3 separate regions of the Mus musculus genome follow, and regions 2 and 3 are each linked to region 1. Evidence: chromatin loops called from intact Hi-C (ENCODE). Cell type or tissue: left cerebral cortex. All regions are shown on one strand.

Region 1 (8,000 bases):
TTCTTAATACTTACTTTTCAAGAGACCGGGTGAAGATTTCAGCCTGGATCTGGGAGAAGAAGCAAGATGTGGAGTTTTAAAGGCAAACACAAGCTGGAGTTGAGGTCTGGGGACTGAAGGAGCGGGGGTACTGGGAATTCCAGAGGAAAGCTGGTCAAGAATCTTTCCTAGAGCCAAGATCTGGCCATAGGAATCTTGTAGTTTTAAAAAAGAATGTCTCTGAGAGGTAGTGCTATTTCATAAACTTTTGAGTAGAGCAGAGACTCCAGGAGAGGCTTTGCTGGGATGGTCTTACCACCATTTGAACCAGGATAGACAGGTTCTCCTCCAAAACAACTTCCTCTCACCTTCTTCTGCCTGACTTTACTCACCCAGAGTTCCTTGAAATCTTTTAAAAGATAACTAATACTTAGAGTTGAAATGTAGGTAGCTCTGTGGAGAGTAAATTTCTTGTGAATGGTGTACAGCGTTCAATCCATTGTCCTGCTGAAAGGGGGATCAAAGGCTGTCTGTCCCTGAGCATGCAGGTCATCCTTCCAGGCTCACGAGAGTGTGGTGTCTAGCACGGGCTCACTGACCAAAGAGCTTGCATTCAGCTATGCGGGTTTGCGCCTGTCCAATTAGAGGCCAGGCTGAGATAAATCCCATCATCGTGTGGCTTCAGACATGATTCTTCCTGCCTTCCTGCGCTAGACAGTTTCGGAGATGACAGTGAGCAGTCAGCAACTCAGTTAACAGTACCGTTAGTGCGGCAAAGAGTTGAAAATCCTTCACAAATATCGTAAGTGTGAACAATGGGTGTTCTAGTAATAAAGCGTGATGATAAAGTAATAAAAATCTGGCCTATAAAGGTGTTAAACCTGCATACAGCTTATATTGAAAGCTGAGTAGGATGTTTGCTCCTCCTGGCTGACCTCAAGCCCTGAAGGACTATGGAGGATGGTACAGGTGTCAGTGGGTATCTGAAGGGCACAGTGGCACTCCCAGGATTGAGGGTGGGGTCGACCTCCTTTGAGTCTTCAGTAATGTCCATTCATCTTCACCAGCAGCTAGCTCATCTTTACGAGGTATCTTGGTTCTGATATGGGAATCACAAGCTGCCCCCCCCCTTTGGTCTCATTATTTTATGAATTGGAAGTTGGTAGAGGATATTGAATCCACGGTCTCAAACATGCTAAACACGTGGACAGGGGAGCTACCCCCTCGATTCCTTATTCTAATCTGGTTAAGATGTGAAGCTGATTTCTAGGGGAGGAGCTAAGGATAGCAGGGGAAATTCTGTTTTCATTTTAATCTGCCCTAGAGAGTATCCAAACAGAATAAAACATCACAGCAAAATAAAGTGACTCACAGGCTAAGAACATTTCAGTGACTTAAAGTCCATCATGAGTCTGACTACTATTTCCTATGTACTTTTTTTTTCAAATTCTTTTTTATTTTTTATTAGATATTTTCTTCATTTACATTTCAAATGCTATCCCCTTTCTTAGTTTCCCCTCCGAAAATGCCCTATTCCCTCCCCTTGCTCCCCAACCCACTCATTTCCGCTTCCTGGCCCTGGCAATCCCCTATACTGGGGCATAGAACCTTCACAGGACTAAGGGCCTCTCCTCCCATTGATGACCGAATAGGCCATCCTCTGCTATATACGCATGAGTCCCACCTCCTGTTTTCTCTGATTGGTGGTTTAGTCCCAGGGAGCTCTGGGGGTGCCGGTGAGCGAGGTTGTTTCTGCGTTGATGCAGTAGCTGTTTCAGGAACATTGGCTTGATATTTAATCCAGTCTTGGGAAGATAATTGAAAAGCCAGGAGGACATAATTGGAGCTGGGTTTCTATACTTCAGCATTCTTATCACGTTTATCAAGTAATTCTACCCAATCTGGTTGTGTGGAGTAAATATAGTATTCATTAATGATATCTGGTACCTGTTACACATACTAATTGTTTATATAATGGGAGGAGTAATCTCAGAAACACGTTCCTTTCCCATTCACCAACAATTAACTGTGGGATGTTTGTTCTAACTACCATTAGAATCACGTTCCAGTGGTTTTGACAACCGCTTTAAACTCTACTATATGCTAAATTTAGAATCGCTATCACAACCAAAATCACTGTCAGGCTGGATAGGATGGGAAAGAACGCAGAGAAGGAATCGCTTGGCTCTTGGGAGATGGGGACGGTAAACTTTACTCTTAGAATCACAAGACAGTTTAACACAAAAAGAGAGAATCTTCTCTCAGCAAAGATCTGCCAGCCCTAACTCTAGTTACTGTCAATGGATTCACAACGTAAAATTCAACTTGCTCCCTCTGGCTAGGGCCTCTGGCAACCCTCTTCATGGCGATCTGGGCACCTAGGTAGGCGTTCTCATGCCCAAACACCATCATTTCGCTGGTCTGTTCTGGAAACTGACCGCACTTTGGCTACTCTCAGCCAGTTTACTGGCACCCACAAGTTAAAGCGAGAATTTTCCTGACAGATGCAAGGGTGAGGGCCTGGGCGCCTAAGGACTTGGCGCAATCCTCCCTGGGCCTGGCCGGTGAGGAGTGGGATAGCAACTGGCTGGTCCCGGGGGCGGGGCGAAGAGGGGCTGACGCTCGTCCTCCTACAAGCGACACCTTGCAGCTCGTCCCCCTCCGATCCGCGCCCTGGGAGTGGCTTGCGGCTGGGGAGGGTGACCCAAAGCGAGTGTCAATTCTCATCACAGTCCCGCGATCCAGGGCCAAGTGCAGGGGCGGGAGGGCCAAGGTGGGCACCGGGTCGCCACCTCGAGCGCCCCTGCGGTGGCCCAGGGCAAGGGCGCACGGGTAGCCGAGAGTCCGAGGGCGCCGTGGGAGTCCGCGTCCGGATCCCTGCACCCGCCCGAGGGCGCAGCCCGCCGCGCAGTGGGAGGCAGCGAGGCGGGGACCGGGCGGGGACCAGGCGGGGGCGGAGCGGAGCTTCCCGCCGCCTCGTCGCCTTCGTCCTCCTACTCTGAGCCGCCGCCTCAGCCCGGCAGAGCAGCGGGAGTCCGCGGCGCCCGCTCGCTGCCGCGGGATGGGGAGCTAGCGCCACGGCGGCCGCGGTGGCCGCAGCACAGCCAGCCGCCGCCCCCGGGCCTGTCCCGTCGGGTGCTCCGGGAGCCCCGAGCCCGGCCCCGAGCCAGGCCCACGGGCGGCGGCGGCGGCAGAGCTGGGCAGGTGTCTGCGGCTGGAAGATGGCGCCCTCGGGCTCGGGCGGCGTGAGGCGGCGGTGCCGGCGGGTGCTCTACTGGATCCCGGTGGTGTTCATCAGCTTGCTGCTGGGCTGGTCCTACTACGCCTACGCCATCCAGCTGTGCATAGGTGAGTGGGTGCCCGCGTCCCGAACCCCACACGCTGTCCCCTCGCGGTCCCGGGACTACAGCCCCGCTCTGCGATTGCTTCCACTCTGTGCATCCGCTGGGTTCTCCCCACCCCGCCGCGCGCCCTGGGCGCTTCCCAATACCTGCTTGCCTGCCGCCCCAAACCTCTCTCCCCACCACCACCACCCCAAGCGGAGGTCAGCCGGCCTCCTGGAGACCTCCTGCACTCTGTCACTCCCTTGGTCTCCCCTTGCCGCTTTTGGGTTACTGGGTCACCTCCACCCCAGGACGCACGGCCAGGAGTACCCCCTTCTGCCTTTTACTCACCACTGCCACCCCAGCCACACCCTCTCACCGAGCAGGACAGAACAGGGGACCACTGTGGTCACTGAGGCTGGGAAGCTGCCCTGGAGGCCGGAGAAGCTGCCCTGAAGGCTGGGCCAAGAATCAGAGCTGCGCCAGATATGCGATGGGGAAACACTGGCCTTAACCTCGCTCGGATGGCAGAGCCAGCTTCTTTTCTGATGGCCATAGACCCACTTTTTAAAAAATGATAACAGTACTCACGAGCGTTGTAACCGCCTGTGTGGTTTGAGGGTTGATAATTAGCCACTTTCTAATTCAAAAGGAGGCAGGAAGGGCGAGCCACTAGAAAGTATCTTTCGAAGACCTGTGAGAAATATAGAAGACTATAGTTTAGATGCTGGGAAAATAGAGAGCGGGGCAGGAAAACCATCATCTGAAGTGCATAGCATCCAGAGAACCAAGTGCCCCAGTCCAAGATAAAGCTCCTGAATTGGTGGGTGGGGCACTTTCAGCACTGAAGATTTGTTTTTTTAAGGTTGATTATTCATAAGCAGGGAATACAGTTATGAAGCTTAATGTAAACTTTCTGCCTTAGGAGGTTCCGTGAAAGCTGATGTGTGTTATCAGGAAGAAATGTTCACACAGGGGATGACTCTTCTGCCAGGGATACGTGAATATTTTGTCTGATGTTTACCCACTGAACTTACTAACCTTTGCCCTAACCAAGTACTAGCCTAGGGTGGGACAAGGAGGAAATAGGGTCTGTTTCCTTAAAGCTTTGCAACTTGAGTAGTTTCAAAGCTTCGTGCATGAAGTGCAAAACCTTCTCTGAAGCCATCTCAGCTCCAAATGTCGGTCCTATGAGAAATGGTGTCAAGATGATAACACCAAAATAATTTTGACATCACTTTCAAGATAATTGAACCTATCTTCCCATTTCATATAGTTTTAAAATTTGCTATTATTACCTTGTCGACTAGATTCAGAAACAACATTTTAATCCCAATTAGGTGAAAATTCTAATTTTTGATTTAAAGATTTTTAAAAGTGGTCTATACTGACATCTTCCTGACAATGCATAAGAATATGTAATAAGTAGTCATGTACAATGTACAGGAAGAGCGTTAAAGAAAGAAATTAAAGTTTCTGTATTAACAGTTAATCTGTAAATAGGTTGCTTACTGATATATACTGTATATGTTATGTAACTATTGGGAAACTTTGTACTGTTTGATTCCTTCATCTCTGGGAAATAATAACATCATTTGTTGCAAAAGAGGAATGCCCTAGAAGGCCTTCACTGTCAAAATAGCCAGCTTGTTCTTTATTATCACATTAAGCTAAGAAGCTTAGCCTGGCATAATAGCTCATGTCCGTCAAAAGGAAGCATTTGAAGGCACAGAGGGTTCCCTCCATCACAAGTAGCAGATGCTCCATAGGGGGTTTTATTTTACTAAGTAGACAGATGACTAAGGAACTGCATAGAGAATGGTTACTATACCTGAACCATAGTGTGCTGTGTGTGTGTGTGTGTGTGTGTGTGTGTGTGTGTGTGTGTGTGTGTAGTCTTTGCTTATGTGCATGTGTGAGCAGATTCACTATCCCATGCTGGTGAGCCAAAAGTCAGTATTGGGTATCTTCCTCAATAATTCTCCAATTTCCCTTCTGAGACACATTCTCTTACTGAAACTGGAGCTTACCTTTTTCCACTAGCCTGGCAGGCCAGCAAGCCCCAGGGTGGACCTGTCTCCACTGACTAGAGCTAGGATCACAGGCCTGTACTCATCCAGCTTTTAGATGGCTCTGTGGCTCAGAGAGAGTCTGAACTCAGGACCTCGTGCTTGCATAGTGAACGCTTTACCCACTGCTGAGCCATCTCCCCAGCCCCTGAGCCATACTTTATGTATATTTCCATCATTTTAAAGTAAGCTATCTGTGGTATCCAAGTCACCCTTTTCATAAGTGACCATTGGACTTAGAAGGGCAAGTTCCTCGGGGCCATGGCCTCTTACTGATATTTACCTGATAAAGCATCCTGCCACTCCTTGTCACTACCCACCTATGGTGACCAACCGTGCCCCAGTAAGAAACAATCAGAAAACAGACCACCACAAACAAATCAATGGGTGCAGAACTATACCCACACCAAGCTGTTAGAAACAAAGCATCTAGATCCTAAAGACGAGGAAGCAAAGTTCAGGAAGGTGAGTTTGATTTTCAGTGGTGTTCTCCAAAAGCCTTGCACTCACTGCCTGATGCCTGAGCTTGGTTGGCTGAGACATTGAGGTTAAAGGTACAGTTGTTCTCTAGACACAGGGAAAGATGGCGGCCACAGTGACTGATGCACACAGCCAGCCTTTGCTGCTTTTCACAAACAAAGAAAATGTGAGTGCCAGCCCCCACCTCCACCCTCACATTAATCCATCTCTTTCTGCCCTGCCCTTTGGGGGAGTTTTCTGTCCTCTTGGAAGCTGTTATTTACAATCATAGTCTTCAACTTCCTCCTGTGAAATATTGGCCAGGGTTGGAGCCAAAGGATGGGGGTCAAGGACTGAAAAGTAAAGTGGGTGACACACAGGATTCAGCAAAGCAGGGTGATTTACCCTGGTCTTCCTTCCACATCTGCTGTCAGCCAGTGATGACCCTGAATATAAATTACTCTATGCCCTTTGCTGAATGAACTGCAATTTAGGAGTAGTGCTTATCCTGGTATCCTTGGAAACCAGAGATAATGATGCTCATTACAGTTAGTTTCTATATTTAACGATGTGCATGTATGTGGCTCTCTAGGCACGTTCTCGGTGAGCATAATTTTTGCTTGGTGTTTGTATTTTACAAAAATAACTCATCTCTTTGGGAATGTGTGTGGATGTGAAATATATGGAATGTAGAGGAAATGGAAGAGTCAAGTGTTTCAGATAAAATACATCCAATTCTGACAATAGGAGACTAAATATGGCTATTATATGGGTAATCTGTAGAATATTTTATATGCTTTACTAGTTAATAAAACTTTTATCTTATTCCCAATGCTTTCCTCTCTCTCACCTATCCATGGCCCTCTTCCTACTGCCCTTCTCCCCATCCTTGGCTTATTTTAGGCCATAGCCATCTTTAATCTATTCAGATATTAGCTATAGCATTTTCTATATGGTCATATATTCCAAGGGTTAAAAAAAGTATAAGGGCGTGTGTATTATGATGCAAAATTAAAGGGGTAAGAGTGCCTGCAGCCTTGGGTGCGGTTCAGTGTCTATGCCGGACCCGATGGGTGTGTTTTACAGAGCCACCATGATAATTAGTATAGAAACATACATATTGAAGAAGGCAGTTAAACTGGTTCCTCTTAGGTGCTAACATTTAAAATGGATTGATATGTTTTTTTTAAATACCCTTTATCTTGTTATAAGTCCAAATTTACTAAAAGCTCCTGAGATCATTATAAGAGAGGAACACATATATTTGCTGAACCTTTTTGATGTCCTCTTTGCCTAACATGTGTCACGGCCATGATTTCACCTTGGGCATGTGCTGTTGTTCCTAGTGGTCATGATCTCGGGCAGGATTTTCTTGGGTCTGGGGCCTGTTTTAATGAAATGAAAGCCCACAGAGAGCGCGAAGGAGCCAGGAAACTTAATTCAGAGCAGAGCGCTGGAACAGGTGAGAACAGGCCGTAGGAGAGCAAGCAGGTTGCATGACTGGGGATACCCAAGGGTCATGGTTGTTCCCTGGGCTCTTTCAGGACGTATAAAGGAAGAAGGATCTGGTTCAGAAGGGGCGTGGTTTGCATGGTTCTCCATGTTTGATTGGTTGATTGAGTTAAGTCATCATTTGTTCTACTGCAAGTGTCCCATCCCACCATTAAGTTGTACGTTCACCCTTTAATGCACAGGCTAAACGTGGTAAACAGGAGCTACTCTCTAAGGAGAACCTAGTCTTGCTTTGTTGTTTATGTAACCCCAAACCAGCTCAGGCTGAACGGGCTTTTGAGGAAGAAAAGCCTTGTTCCATTTTGGAGGGTGCCGGGTGCATGTAGCTTGATGTGGCTAGCAGGTGGCTAAGTGCGTCATCGTTCAGAGACGGGCATGTGTGCACAGCTCGAGAGTCTCACACGGGCAAGAGAGATTCGTTCATGCGGCCCAAGCCAAGTGGGTCCCAAGGTTTCTAAACGGTTTCCTGGCTGTCTACCTGACAGTTAGTACTAATTATACACTCGCAGTTCTAAGCTTCCTTGTGGTTTTACTCAAGTCGCTGCACTCCATCAAGGCAACTTACAAAGCTCAGAGGTAGTTTAGGCCAGCCTCATCCTTATCCCAGAGGAACAGTGGGACGCTGCATTCGTTAAAAGTTCTCTGTCCTTCCTGAAGT
Region 2 (8,000 bases), 270 kb before region 1:
TGTCTATCGATTGGAGGTCATCTCTTCAGGTCCTATCTCCCTGTTGTTGGGTATTTCAGCAATGTCATCCCCATTGGGTCCTGGGAGCCTCTCGTATCCCTGGCATCTAGGACTTTCTAGTGGTTCCCCAAGTTCCCCACCCCCCACTGCTACTTATTGTCCAGTCAATTTTTAGCACATCTCTTAATTCAGAGATATCTGCTGAAATTTTGCTCTATTAAAAAAATAACACTCTGTTACTAGCCATTATTCTTCCTTCTTTAAAACCTTATTATTAAGTTCCTAATTTCAAATGAGAATGTTCACACCAGTCATTATTCTTTTCATGCTCTGCAAATGAAAAAGGAAAGAAAGAGAGAGAGAGAAAGAAAGAAAGAAAGAAGGAAAGAAAGAAAGAAAGAAAGAAAGAAAGAAAGAAAGAAAGAAAGAAAGAAAGAAAGAAAGAAAGAAAGAAAGAAAGAAAGGAAAGGAAAGAGAGAGAGAGAGAGAGAGAGAGAGAGAGAGAGAGAGAGAGAGAAAGGCCACAAGAAGTGAAATTAGTGTATCCAGTTAGAAGTCATCTAACATAAAAAATGGGAAGGCTCAAAAACTTGAAACACTCTACACCCTGGACATTGCAGATGAGGAATATTCATTCACCCTGTATCTATTCGATCTATTTAGTTGCTTTAAACGTCTTCCATAATCACATCCATCAAACCTTCCTGACACAATCGCTCTACAAAATGTACACAGTGGAACCCTGTTTATCCCCCAGAATACATGCTGTTTTATTCCTTTAATAATCTCTTGCTTCTGACAAGAGAATCTGTCCATCTATCATTCTCCTGCTTCTGACCAGAACATCTGTCCATCCATCCTTTGCCTGCTTCGCTCTATGTAAAACCCCATTCAACCTTCAAGATCTGAATATAATATACATTTTTGAGGTTCCAGAAAGAAAGAATTTCTCTTTTTCCTTTTGTGCCAGCCATTTGTTATTCTTCCTTTGCATTTATTACAATTTTATTTTTGTCTCACCACTTTTGCTTTTATTTTCTCTGTTCTCCAATGTAAAGACCTTGACAGCAAACTTGGTGCCAGAATTATCTTTGTGTTCACAAAGTCACTGCTTAATGTCTGCTATGATCTCATGTTTGTGTCCCCTTAAAGTTTACTTGAAGATGATAGAGATGATGTGAGAGCAGCAGTGGGACTAGTGGTGGGGATGATGGTGGCATTGGCTTTGGGGATGATGGGAGGGATGGCTGTGGGGATGGTGGTAGTAGTTAAAACCTTCGAAGTTTGATGATGTCATGGAGAAGAGCCCTTAAAGGAGGCTCTTTCTTTATTAAGAAGAAAAGCTGACTCTTCTACTATGTGAAAATATACCAAGAAGGCTTCACTTGTGAAAAAATAAAGTCTATAGCAGGTCCTGAATCTGCTACTACTTTGACCTTACTTGGTCTGTACACCTTAAGAAAAAAACAATCTATTGTTTATAATCAACTCAAATTATGCTATTTTGTTAAAACCATATGAATGGACTAAGAAAAACATTGGTTTTAGTTAGAGCTTTTATTGCTGTGATGAAACATCATAAGCAAAGGCATCTTTGGAGGAAAAGGTTTATTTCAGATTATAGTTCCATATCACAGTTTATCATTGAGAGAATAAAGGGAAGAAACTCAAACCAGGCAGGAACCTGGAGGCAAGAGCTGACACAGAGGCCATAAAGGAGTGCTGTTTACTGTCTTTCTCAGTAGGTTTTCTTATAGAACTCAGGACCTTCAGCCCAAGGTTGGCTCTGCCTACAATGGGTTGGACCCTCTTACACCAATCATCAATCAAGAAAATACATGATAGATCTTTCTTCAAGCCAATCTGCTGGAGGCATTTCCTCAATCGAGATTCCCACTTCCAAAATGTCTGTAGTTTATAGTAAGTTGATATATATTAATTTCTTTATAGTCTGGAAAACCACAGACCTTTTTGTCAGACTGGATGACCATTACAAAACATAATGTTCATCACTAACTACTCTGAATTAATTTTAGATATATGAATATCTGATAAGTTAATTTATCTTAAATCTTTAATAATTTAGAATAAATTTGCTTAAGCATCACTGATTTTTATAATTTAAAAGATATGTAAAATTTATTGTTTAGTAATAAGTCATATAACTAGGTTTCCAAAAAATTTTTTATTTATTTATAGGATCACAGGGCTCTGCCTTCAGATAATTATATTCTTTGCTAAAAGTAATCTAATAATGAAAAAACTTCTGTCTTCATGATCTTGAATCAAAGAACAATAGTAAGTACATCTATTTTAGATATAATAAATCAAAGCACATGGTTCAAAAATTCATTAAAGTGTTAAGAAAAATCACAAATCTACCTAATAATGAAACTTGAAAACTCTGAGACATGTGATAGCACTGGAATAAACATAGCCAAGGGAGTGGAAGACTTGTACAATAAAAACCCTGAGGAGGGAGAGTGAAGAAGACTCTAGAAGATAGAGCTAGGTTCATGGTTTGACTCCTGGATAGATAACATTGTTACTGTGAAAATGGTCATCATAACAGAGCAATCTACAGATAGAACTCAATCCCCATTTAAAAAGAAAAAGAAAAAAAAAAGAAAATTCTTCACATAAATTGAAAAAAAAAAACAAAACCTAACTTAAAATTAATATGGGAATGCAAAAGACGCAAGATAGCCAAAACCCATCCTGAACAGTAAAAGAGTAATACTGTCGTAGCAAGGGATCATGCTGGTTTAGTGAAGTGAAAGGTGTAGACTCTTCTCCAACTTCTCTAGCCCTGGGTAGTTGGCTAGGTTTCCAAGACCAGGTGTGATTGCTGTCTTGCTGAATGTTATAAGCACCCTTAGGGTTATCAGGCCATGCTGGTCGTTTGTGGTTCATAGGTGTCGTGGCTAGGTAGGACTGCCAGCTGCTTCTCTCTTTTGAAAGCTTGCTTGCAATAGGTTGGTGATCACGGAGAGAGGTGACGGGATGGGGGAGTGGATTTTTTGGAGGGGAACCAGGAAAGGAGATAACATTTTTAGTGTAAATAAAGAAAATATTTACTGAAAAAAATCAAAATAAGAAAAACAAAAACAAAAAACAAGAAAGAAAGAAAGAAAGAGAGAGAAAGAGAGAGAGAGAGAGAGAGAGAGAGCAAGCTTGCATGGTGTCGTCTGATACCATGAAAACCAGTCCTCCCGCGGGAGATTTCAGGTATTTGCTTACTGTCGATGGATGGGTATGTAAATTACACAGCAGCTATGAAAATCAGTGTGAGATTTTCTCCGAAGACCAAGCATAGATCAGCCCCCTGGGTATCTAGCTAGAGGGGTCTGAGTTAGCCTACTGTAGACGTGCTTGCTCAGTCACCTTTATTATGTGTGATAGCCAAGCTGTAGTCAGCCGTGATAGCACCAATGGATGAACAGATGGAGAAAGCGTCTTAAGTGTATACCACGGAGCTTCCACCATAAAAAGAAAAAAATTAGGTCATTTTCAGGAAAATGGGTAGAACTGCAGATCATAATGTTAAAGACATTAACTAGACACAGACGATAAGACAAATATTGAATGTTTTATTTCATATCCACAGTCTAAATTCACATAGTGTGTGTGGGGGGGGGGGTGCATTGTGTTGACTGTAGAAAGATACTATTTGAAAAGAGTAAGAAGTGGGAGGAAGAAGGGAACAAGAGAGCATCCTGGGGAAACAGATATAATCAAAGTTCATGTAAAACATATACAAAATGTAACAAAGAAGCCATTATTTCATACGATGAATTTTTTAAAGCCAACCTCCATTCAAATAAATTTGGCAAAATCGTGTTTTTCATTAAAATGGTAAAAATCGCTGAAATACATAGAATATTTTCTTTATCAAAATTCTGCCCCTAAATACACTTAATGTCTCCAATTCTAAGGGCATTAAATTGAGAAACACATACCCAGTCTCTGACCTCTCATGAGGTGCTAGCATCTCATACTGAACTATGTCTATAAGCTGAGTGCAGACACCCATCACGATAATTAATAATAATCTCAAAATACTCAGAAGTGGTGGCAGCTTTCAAACATAAATTATAGTCACCTCCCCTAGAATAACTTTGCTTTTTAAAAATAAAACATGTGTCAGGTGTTTATAAATGTTTTTCGTAGCTCAACCTGGGTTTGTACTGCGTTACAGTTCACTGCTTTGCAGACCTAGCTCAGGCTGGCTGTGTAAATAAATCTGTACTGGAAAACAGCAGCATACCTTTAATCACATCATTCATATTAACCTTATCATTGTCATGGCAGAGTGAATAATTGCAACAGGTCTCAAGGGCCAAGAAAACCTAAAATATTTACTACCTGGCTCATGACAAAAATAAATTACCGATCCTTGATAATTTATTATTGTTAATAATACGAGTTTTGAGTTAAATGTAACGTTTCTGAGAAATCTGGTGCACAGGGTTTCATATTTTCCAAACTCTCTGTAACATAGTCCTGAGTTTAGTAATCCAGTGCATCGTATCTGGTAATATTTTCACAGACCGGCAGAGGGCGGGCTTGATCCAACAACGCTGCATACACACAAATAGCCCTTTATCAGTCCGCCTGGCGAAGTTCGAAGGCTGTTATGAGTGAGTTTTCTATATCTTTAATAGCGGTGAAAAGAATTAGAACGGCACAAAACGCCTGTCCTGTTACTAGCTAATACTTGCATGCTCATCGGAGAAGAAACGGTTCCTCTGCCTCACCCTCTTTTCTCTTGACCTTGGTTTAGAGGGACTCCGAATATTTCAATTAGCAACAGCAGTTCTGCTGCAGAAAAAGGGGGATTTTTACACCACGATGACACAGCAGGCCAAGTGACAGTGGCTGCTCTTTCTCCACGCTCCAACTCAGTACCCCACTGCCTCTCTGCAGACCGATGCCATTAGCGTGGAGAGAGTCATTGTCTATTGTAAGGAAATATAAAAGAGGATCATTAGAAGTTCAGATTTCTTCAGTGGCTCTCCGGTTTTCCTGATCAACACAGGGGCTGTCTGAAAAGTGAGACATTTCCAAGGAGAATGTCCTGCAGGACTAAAGAATGCTGGGGCCCTAAAGAGAGCCTGAAAAAACCCACCTACCACCAAGCCAGACAAAGGCTGCAGGTTGGGGCCTCTGCTTTGAAAGACCTGATTAATGTGAGGTCTTGTTACCTGCACTATCACTGTTTTCTTATGAGTGAAAGGTTTCGCATTCTTAATTTGTCTTGGGGATGGGAAAAGGGAAGGCAAACTTGCCTGACGGGGGTCTAAGGGTGAGGGAGATCCATTTGCGCTCTGAAAAATAACAGACACAAAAGATGCGGGTCCTTGTACAAATCCACACCAAAGGTGGTTTCTGAAAGGGCAGGCGTGGGGCACCATCCCCGAGACACTTAAAGAATAAAGTACAGGCTCCAGCAGTTGCTCAAAATAAAAGCCATCCATTATACTAGACTAGAAACAGATGCAAAGAACTCATGGGAGGAAAAGAACATTCTTAGGGAGAAGTGGAAAAAGTAAAGAGTGTGTGTACTAAGTTAAAAACAAAATGATATCTATGCTTCATTACTGTATATTTCATTATTTTAAAAGGCTATGCTAAACTACATTTGAAGTCTTTTAGAATGATGTACTAATGATACACACAATTTCATATCAACTATGAAGTTATGCATATAATGTGACACATAATTTTATAATAATTACATAATTAATAAATATATATGGGTATACACGTACAAACACATACATATACCTTAAATATTTGGAGGGTTTTTTTTACAAGAGAAAATTTATGTATATAAATTATTTTTGTTGCAGTTTCATAACTGTAATTTTGCTACTGTTATGAATTATAATGTAAATGTCTGTGTTTCCTGATGGTTTTAGGCAACCCCTGTGAAAGAGTCATTTGACTCTCCAAGAGGGGTCATGACCCACAGGTTGAGAACCACCAAATATAAAGCATGTTGAACTTATCTTGCCAACAATTTTTTGGCTCTTGTGAAAATTGCTGCCTCTTTGAATATCCTTTAGAACCCACAGGACTGCTGTGAGGAAAGTGAGGCTGCTCGTGAGCATCACCTCTGTTTAACTGATTAACTCACAAGCATCTACAGGGGGCAGCACTGTCTAGCACCCTTTTCCTATTACAGGCTTGGTCCTCAGAAGCTAATGTTGCTTGGTAGCCTCACTCTATGTAGCGATCTCTCCATTGCTATACAGTCTGGCTTTCCTTCCTGAGATACACTTTGAGCAGTAGTTGCTAACTTCAGGGTCAGGATTTAAGTGGGATGCAGAAAATATGGGGAACAGTACGGCAAAACCACTTGGAGTATAAATAGAAGAAAAGAACTCTCTTACACCCCAGCATCCCAAAGCATCCAGAACTCTCCCTAATCAATCAATCAATCAATAAATCTCTATCATCTCTCTATCTCTAAATATCATCTCATTAAATCTCTCTCTCTCTCTCTCTCTCTCTCTCTCTCTCTCTCTCTCTCTCTCTCTCTTTCTCCTTCCCCTTTGGGGTAAATAAGAATAGAGCTGTACCCATTCCTCTATAGAAGGACATCTGGGTTCTATCCAGCTTCTGGCTATTATAAATAAGGCTGCTATGAACATAGTGGAGCATGTGTCCTTGTTATATGTCAGAGCATCTTCTGGATATATGCCCAGGAGTGGTATTCCTGGGTCCTCAGGTAGTACTATGTGCAATTTTCTAAGGAACTGCCAGACTGATTTCCAGAGTGGTTGTACCAGCTTGTAATCCCACCAGCAATGGAGGAGTGTTCTTCTTTCTACACATTCTCGCCAGCATCTGTTGTCACCTGAGTTTTTGTTCTTAGCCATTCTGACTGGTATGAGGTGAAATCTCAGGGTTGTTTTGATTTGCATTTCCCTGATGATTAAGGATGTTGAACATTTTTTTTTCAGGTGTTTCTCAGTCATTTGGTATTCCTCAATTGAGAATTCTTTGTTTAGCTCTGTACCTCATTTTTAATAGGGTTATTAGATTCTCTGGAGTCTAACTTCTTGAGTTCTTTGTATATATTGGATTAACCCTCAATTAGATGTAGGATTGGTAAAGATCTCTTCCCAATCTGTTGGATGCCATTTTGTTCTATTGACAGTGTCTTTTGCCTTACAGAAGCTTTGCAAATTTATGAGGTCCCATTTGTCAACTCGTGATCTTAGAGCATAAGCCATTGATGATCTGTTCATGAAATTTCTCCCTGTGCCCATGTGTTAGAGGCTTTTCCCCACTTTCTCTTCTATTAGTTTCAGTGTCTCTGGTTTTATGTGAAGGTCCTTGATCCACTTGGACTTGAGCTTTGTACAAGGAGATAAGAATGGATCGATTTGCATTCTTCTACATGCTGACCACCAGTTGAACCAGAACCATTTGTTGAAAATGCTATCTTTTTTCCCACTCGATTATTTTAGCTCCTTTGTCAAAGATCAAGTCATCATAGGTGTGTGGGTTCATTTCTGGGTCTTCAATCCTATTCCACTGAGCTACCTGCCTGTCTCTGTACCATGCAGTTTTTATCACTATTGCTCTGAAATACAGACTGAGGTCAGGAATGGTGATTCCTGCAGAAGTTCTTTTATTGTTGAGAGTAGTTTTTGCTATCCTGGGTTTTTTGTTATTTCAAATGAATTTGCAAATTGCTCTTTCCAACTCCATGAAGAATTGAGTTGGGATTTTGATGAGGATTTCATCAATCTATAGATTGCTTTTGGGAGCAAGTACTCAGCTATTAAAAACATGATGTCATGAAATTCTTAGGCAAATGGATGGAACTAGAAAATATCATCCTGAGTGAGGATGATACCCTATCACAAAAAAATATACATAGTATGCCCTCACTGATAAGTGGATATTAGCCTAAAAGCTTGGAATACCCAAGATACAGCTCACAAACAACATGAAGCTCAAAAGAGAAGACCAAAGTGTGGATGCTT
Region 3 (8,000 bases), 73 kb after region 1:
GGATGAGCCAGAACCAAGGCCATATAAGTGACCACAGTATTTGGCATCATCAATGTGATCTTCAAAGAACATCTAAAAAGAAAATTTTGAAAGAAAAAAAAATCATCTTAAGCAAATGATACAACCTGTAGTTTACATCTCAACACTGTAATTGCTACTAACTCTTTCTGTGATGTTCCTTTGAGAAGCTATGCTGCATATTTAATAAATAAGACTGACTGATGCCCTTAACTACAGGCCTAAAGGACACGTTCTAAAAAGCAAAAATATTTTTCGTTAACATTTACCTCATTTTAATAAGAACTTATGAGCATAAAAAACATGGCAGACATTTTCATTTCTTTAACATAACAAACTTCACAGAATATGAGAAGTAATGTCGAGAAGGGGAGGAGACATTATACCATCTTAGGTTGTCTTAAGTCTAGGTGCAAGGGTGAACTGACTAAAATTAACAAAATCCTAAGCATGGTATAGACAGTAAACCTTAACACTCTCACTACATCACTGTCCTTGAAGAAGACAATAAAAAGGAAAATAAGGATAACAAACTGGTGCCAGAATTCCACCACTGACTAGCCATAAGACATTTTAAAATAAAAATCCAGCTAGGCAGTGGTGGTGCACGCCTTTAATCCCAGCACTCAGGAGGCAGAGGCAGGTGGATTTCTGAGTTCGAGGCCAGCCTGGTCTACAAACTGAGTTCCAGGACAGCCAAGACTAAACAGAGAAACCCTGTCTCAAAAAAACTAAAAAAAAAAAAAAAATCCAAAAGGTGGTCCTATACTGAAACTAAGTTAGTTACGTGAGTGGACAATTCAAATAACTTCTGAATCAATACTACCTGGCAAAACAAGTCAAATGCGTTCTGTCAATAGCATGTTTTTACCAAGAGAATATACTCAAAATAATTCCACAGCAACTATTTCATAAAAATGTGTTTCTGTAGGCACATTTTATATATATATTTGTACCATTTATACCAAACTAAAATAGGACACACACACACAGTGTACCAAAAATAGAATACATGTGTGTGTGTGTGTGTGTGTATATATGTGTGTGTGTGTGTGTGTGTGTGTGGGTATACAATTAAAATTTGTTTATTATTATCAGCAATGAAGTAACCACGACATCTATCACCTAGTTATCTATCCTAAAAACACTCAGTTCCACTACATATCATCCTTCTACTCCTAACAATTTTATACTTGAATTCCTGATAGTTTTGACTCAACTATATGTCAGACTTCAGATTTAATTAATACCTATATATTCAAAAAGCCTTTAAGACTTAGTAAAAACTGTTAAGTTCTACTTTATAAAACCTTTAAAGCAATGAAGAATGACATGAGCAAATCTATTTTCGCCACCAGTTTCTAGAAAAAGAAGGTACGACTCCCTGGCTCGTATGGGGTCTAAGAAAGTTGAGTTCCCTCACTATTACCTTTTTAGCTTAAAAAACAGCATGTTCATATGTACATGATCTCTACAATCACCTAATTTTTTATTCTATAAACAACATATTTCAGTAGAATAAATAATGTTTTTTTATTCTATAAAGAGTTTATTCTATTTCCTTTTGCGTTACATTTCAGGAGGACTTATTTAACATTTTCATTCAAATGTGGTGGATGTAACTTATATAGTACCTCTATTTATATCTTCACTTAGTAGGTTCTTAATGCCCAAAACTTTTGTCATCAGACCTTTAATGTTCTCTACCTAACAACCAAGAAAAAGGCACTGATGTCTTCATACTTCTCTCATTTTGAAAAAGGCCATTCCTGTAAGCAGTGAGTCAGATCCTGCCTGGTGCTGAGGGCCTATGCGCTCCAGCTCTAACTGCTCAGCAACTTCCTGTAATCCACCCTAGAAGGAAGAAAAGTTGCTTGTCAAATAGAGAGGACTTTGGGACTGGAATTCACAATTACAGATTTAGACACTGACAAAAATATGAATACATTTTTAATATGTAAAGATGAACCTTGTAAAGATGGCAAGGGGATTGATAAAATATGAATCTGTAATTTATCTGTGGACTATAAAAGCCTTTTTTTACCAGAATATGAAATTCTAATAGGAAAATTTTATTTTAATTATACATCTTAAGGCAAGTTAAGCATGCCTTAACAACTTTCCAGAGATATGAAGGAAGTAGATCATATTCAGGGTAACAGTAATAAACCATACTCAGTGTCATTAAAAATATCTGCATCCCCTAAAGTATTTAAAACTTAGTAAAACAAAGACAACATGAGTGTTCAGACCACTGTCATTGTCAATCTACCACATAATTTCCATTTTCTCAACTAAAAAGAGAATTTTACAAATATACAACTCTTTTAGAATGGTTGCTCTGATCTGCTTATATTACTATAGCTATGACTGAGAAAAATAACGAGTGTCAAAGGAAAAGAGAAGAAATAGACAGACACAGAACAGACTACCAATCAACTTCCTCCTTAAAATACAAAGCCTTTACTATCCTGTAGTCACATCCTAGCCTGACAGGACTCCTGCCAGCAACGGTTTCTAACATTGTGTGCACCATGCATCCTTGGCAGCTGCTTAGAACACAGCAGCAGACTAGATATGAATGACTGGTAGCACCTTATTGCTAACATACACTTTTAATGTGAGCAGCTCACATAGCACTCAATAAAATATTTGATATTTTTAGATATTTCTGAATATATAGAAGAATAAAAAATTAGGACTCTGTTTCTGAAAACTATCATTATACCAAGCTGTCAATTAAAAAAACAAAATACAGCCGGGCATGGTGGCGCACGCCTTTAATCCCAGCACTCAGGAGGCAGAGGCAGGCGGATTTCTGAGTTCGAGGCCAGCCTGGTCTACAAAGTAAGTTCCAGGACAGCCAGGGCTATACAGAGAAACCCTGTCTTGAAAAACCAAAAATAAATAAATAAATAAAAGAAACCCTGTCTTGAAAAACCAAAAATAAATAAATAAATAACCAAAACAAAACAAAACAAAACAAAACCAAAAACTTCCAGAGCCAGCCAGGTGGGAGCCTTAGATTCTCAGCATGCCACTCATCAGTGTAAGTAGTCAGAATACTCTGCTGGAGTTCACTTATGAGGAAACCTCAAATGACACAGGATTCTGTGACTTTCAACTGACAGTCATGAGATAATCTTTCAAGAAGTTCTCCTAGTTATTTGGCACCACACCTACAACAGTGACAAATTACTTCTGTCCTACAATTCTCAGTAAATTGTTGAAACTAAAGCTTCCACATTATAATTCCTCTATTCTTGCTTAAGAAAAACTATTAAATTCCTTACTGTTTCCTAAAGCAAAGCTCTGTCTGTATTTTTCTAAAACCTAGATAGGGAAAACTTGGCCAACCTTGGTTTTACTGAAGACAGGGACAATATTGGCTACACATACACTTGTTTCCTTAGTTATAACTTAACATATCACACCAAAATCCAGCAACTAAAAACCCACTCAGTGTATTGCCAGGGATCTGTGCCAACTCAGGGGAATTTGCTCTTGAGCCAAAGTAGTACTTTTCTTTAATCAGGAAATGTTTGTTTTGATAAAATTAATGTCCAAAGGTTAAAAATACATGGCTACATATGTTCAGTATTATCAGAATAAGCTACTGTCTATATAGAACCTACACATTTACTATATAGTATTTATGCCTAACCAGTTTTAGCTACGAAAATAACAACATCATACTTTAACAAGAAAGAATAAAGGAGAGTCTCTAGTCAGGATAATCTGAAGGAAAACCACCTTAGAACACTACTGAGTGTCTCTGCCCCCTGCTGGCCAACCCCAATCTGTATGCTTGTGATAGTTCTGTGTGCTGGGAGTATGAGAACCTCTGTAATACAGGGCTCTGTCAGTGTACACCTCACACTTTCATTTCAGTTGATGACCCTCAATCTGGCATCAATAACAAAAACATGGCCCTTAGCTTGGCTTTTGTTAAAAATTTATTCTGGGGACTAAAGAGTTGGCTCAGCAGCTAAGAGCACAGCTGTTGTGGAGGACCAAATTTCAGTTTCTAGCACCCACTAGGTGGCTCACAAGTACCCATAACTCCAGTTCCAGAGGGTCTGACACTCTCTCTTTTAGCCTCTGCTACCTCTTGCTGTAAACTTCCACAGAAGTGAGTGAGAGTGTGTGTATCTTAAATATATATATATTTTTAAAAGATTTATTTTATTATTATATGTAAGTACACTGTAGCTGTCTTCAGACACACCAGAAGAGGGAGTCAGATCTTATTACGGATGGTTGTGAGCCACCATGTGGTTGCTGGGATTTGAACTCTGGACCTTCGGAAGAGCAGTCGGGTGCTCTTACCCACTGAGCCATCTCACCAGCCCTCTTAAATATATTTAATGCAATTAATATATCAACATTATTCTGGGCTGGAAAAATGGCTCAGCAGGTAAGATAACTTGGTTGGAAAGATAGCTCAGCAGGTAAGAGCACTTGCTGTTTTTGCAGAGGACACAGGCTCAGCCCCAACACAGCATGGTGGTTCACAACCATCCATAACTATAATCTAGGAGATGGGATGCCCTCTTCTAACCTCCTCAGACAGCAGGCACACATTTAGTGCATATACACATGCAAGTAAAATACCCACATACATAAAATACAATTTAAAGTATCTACAACAAGACAAAAATCCAACCAAGGAAAACACAAAACCAAAACAAACCTTATCCTGTTAAGATAAATACCGCAGCTTTGAAGAGAGATTGTTTATTAAGAATAGGATCAGATAATTTAACTAACTTTTTTCTTTTTTTTGGAGACAGGGTTTTTCTGTGTAGCCCTGGCTGTCCTGGAACTTATTCTGTAGACCGGGCCAGCCTTGAACTCAGAAATCTGACTGCCTCTGCCTCCTAAGTGCTGGGATTAAAGGCATGCACCACCACTGCCCGGCTTAACATAACTTCTAAAACATGGTTTAAAACATTCAGGCCTAAGATATTATAGAAATTACTTGGTCTAAATTGTGCTTCTCAACCTTCCTAATGCTGCATCCTTTAATACAGCTTTGTTGTGGTGAACCCCAACCATAAAACTATTTTTATCGCTTCTTAACTATGATTTTTCTGTTATGAATCATAATATAAATATTTGTGTTTTCCAATGGTCATAATTGATCCCTGTGAAAGGGTTGTTCAACTTCCAGGTTGAGACTCATTGGGCTAACTAATGTGCTAGTTCCGGATAAAGTCATCTGAAGCCTTACTTTGAGATTTTTGCAGCTCTTCATGAGGTACTTCACATCATAAATGACAGGAAAAAATAACCGAAGGATCTCAAAGAAATCAAGTTCTTCCTCAGGCAAGTTAGAGTTGGTCAGAATTTTGATTAAATAGCCAAAGTCATAACCACTAATAAAAAGATTAAAATAATTCAGAAAAAAATACATTAATACCATACAATGAAAGAAATTAGTTTTTCAGATAGAAAGTTAAACAAGTCATACTATAGGCAAAAGGATTAACAATAACGTACACACAGGAACAATGAAAAGAAACACGTCCATAACTACAGTGCAGAAACTGATCACTCAGCATCTTGAACACATGATAGTATAAATTTAACTCTACAGTCACTAAAATAACATTTTTCTGATATGTAAGCTGGAGAGATGATGTTCAAACATGAGTATTTTTGACCCCCAATACCCAAGTAAAAGCTGAGTGTTTTATGTCAACCACACAGACATGCAAGTGCACACCCCAAAAGATAGGTTCAGTAAGGTCACTGCCACAGTGAATGGGAAGGTATGTGAAAATGTAATAAACCAGCAAGACTTAACATGCCAAAGGCAAAAATCATGTAAAACCTTGTCACCATTTACATGAGATGGTGACACTTTCCAATTTCGAAGAATAAATCCCTAACAGAGTATTTCATTTCCACTAAGTGACTTAATTAAGATGTACATTTCCTCAAATGTTTCTATGTCAGTATAACTCTCCGAGACAGTTGTCAATGGAAAAGTTAAATGTGACAGGAACTAAGGAAAAGTAAGAACTGGTTTTTTATACAATACAACCCCCTGCTCCCTCAAACTGACGTCACACATCCTTTATCACGAGTCTTCCCACAGCGGCCTAACTCCTTCCCCTCCTGAAGTCCTCCTGTGAAGGGCCTGTGCCAGCCTTCCCTGAAGCCCAACCCCAGACATCTCCGTACAACAAGCGTTTGCTGGTGCTGACCTTTAGGTTCATGAGTTTCCTCCACTGGGTTAAAGGAGAGGAATTATAGCTATAAAGTATCTTTTTCTTACCTATAATTTAAACTCATTATTTGGCAAATGACCTTACTGAGCCTATCTTTTGGAGGACAAACAAAATCAACTTTTATTTGATGTTTATTATTTTACTTGTAATTTGAAGGAGGAGAAGTTTTACCATAGAAGATCTTTGGTACACGCACCCAAGAGCAGGTATGTGTGGTTTTGGTTTTGTTAAAAGATCCACAGCACTGTTCTCAGTGAGGTACTAGACAGACTCACGGCAGCTAATTCCTTCTAGAGCTAAGCACAACACTGCTGACACAGTAACCCAGACAGACGTAAAAGGCAGATGGGACAGAAGCACACTGCAACCCCTTATTTATTTATTTATTTATTTATTTATTTATTTATTTATTTATTTATTTATTTATTTATTTATTTATTTATTTATTTTTTACCTGTGAAATGATAGCCATTTGACCCCTTCACAAAGAACCACTCCTGAAGTCATAAGAAGTTCTGCAAAATATTGGGTCTCAATTCCTTCCTCCTCGTGTTTTTTAAACTGGATACCAGATGTTGTTAGTAGCTCTATAGAGTCCTGAGCATACATGTCCTCCCTGGCAGGAGAAAGAAAACGAAAGTTCAAAATTCCCATTAAACAGTTGTTCTCCACTTATGCCTACAACTACAATGCAGAAACAAGACAGAGGATTGGTTTATGTCCAACCATTCAAATGCTTCACAATGATCAAGAAAAATAAAATATGAGGTATCCAAAAAGTAAATAATCATTCAAAAAGTCCAATGGTGAGTTCACCCTTAACACCAACTCAATTTCATCAGCTTCTAAACATTACATACATTTCACTGGGCTTAAAAAGGGTCTTTTACTCACCAGAGGCTACCACAGACATGTTCTTTTCAGTCTCTGCAGCTATTTTAGTGCTGCCAGATGGAGCTGTAACCACAGCCATGAGGGGTTATGCACACCTCTCATGCTCTCAGCAGAACCAGGAAGGAGACACCAAGTGGCCAACATCTCTTGTGGCTGAGTTAAACTACATTCCATCTTAAAGAAAAAGGAGATGCCTCCTCTCACAAATGAGGAGCCTTTCAGCGGCTCTAGTTAAGCAGTGAACTGTTCAGATAAAGACTCAGTTATGACATCATTTCTTCTTCAGCAATCACATACCTACATTAGAGGCAAATACAATCCTAGACGACTACCTTAAACCAAGCCAGGAAGCACACTATAAACCAGCTCTTCAAACTTTTACTTAAACCACACAAAAAGCCACCTATAGTTTCTAAGCACAAATACATTAAGTATTATATTAAAAAGTTGAAGATTCATGAAAAAGTATCTTGTGGATTTATCACTTATTTTTATTTACTTTTTAAAAAACCTTAACATTGGTTTCTACCATCAGCAAAAGAAAATTTCTATAAAAGACTTCAATAAAACTAACAAAACCAAAATTAATGTTTGATTTTCATCAGATGTATTTTTGTAGCTTATTCTCTGGAAATCAATTTCAAAGGTCAGTTTAGTTCCCAGACTGTCAGGAACTAAATGACAAAATTAAGAATTGAAGCATCTAAAAACAGAGAGGAGCCACAGTCATCACTTTCAAACATCATGCTTTCTCTTGAAACATCCTGTAGGAAAGATATCAGAATAAATTCAATGCAGGCCCTCCCACTACCCTCGGTTAAATTGTTTGTTATACTAAAAATATGTCCCTTA

What was found. A loop is a pair of places that touch in the nucleus more often than their neighbours do. Peaks named below come from ENCODE experiments on the same cell type or tissue, not always from the same donor. Only the 100,000 strongest peaks of a DNase experiment are listed, where the experiment ranks them.
Region 2: a loop joins it to region 1, with 3 times the contacts of the local background. A loop is called at or near these places in 20 of 42 quality-filtered maps.
Region 3: it touches region 1 in a loop (2.7-fold over the local background); 5 of 42 quality-filtered maps call a loop at or near these places.

The regions. Positions count from the first base shown.
Region 1 is chr8:40,420,843-40,428,842 of GRCm38, forward strand. It overlaps Zdhhc2 (zinc finger, DHHC domain containing 2), which reads left to right and starts at 2,973. Exons shown (of 13, transcript NM_178395.4): 1 at 2,973-3,327. The coding sequence starts at 3,201. In left cerebral cortex, a CTCF peak has its summit at 3,227; DNase peaks (open chromatin) are centred at 2,279, 2,690, 2,851, 3,266 and 2 more places; H3K4me3 peaks cover 2,822 bases; H3K27ac peaks cover 1,717 bases.
Region 2 is chr8:40,146,513-40,154,512 of GRCm38, forward strand. No RefSeq gene overlaps it. Among named protein-coding and RNA genes, the nearest start is that of Fgf20, 140 kb to the right of the region's middle. In left cerebral cortex, CTCF peaks have their summits at 4,560 (motif pointing right) and 6,127; a DNase peak (open chromatin) is centred at 4,565.
Region 3 is chr8:40,494,044-40,502,043 of GRCm38, forward strand. Cnot7 (CCR4-NOT transcription complex, subunit 7) reads right to left here. Exons shown (of 7, transcript NM_011135.5): 4 at 6,709-6,870; 5 at 5,252-5,396; 6 at 1,762-1,872; 7 at 1-72. Among named protein-coding and RNA genes, the nearest start is that of Cnot7, 14 kb to the right of the region's middle. In left cerebral cortex, CTCF peaks have their summits at 3,802 (motif pointing left) and 4,004; DNase peaks (open chromatin) are centred at 3,817 and 7,273.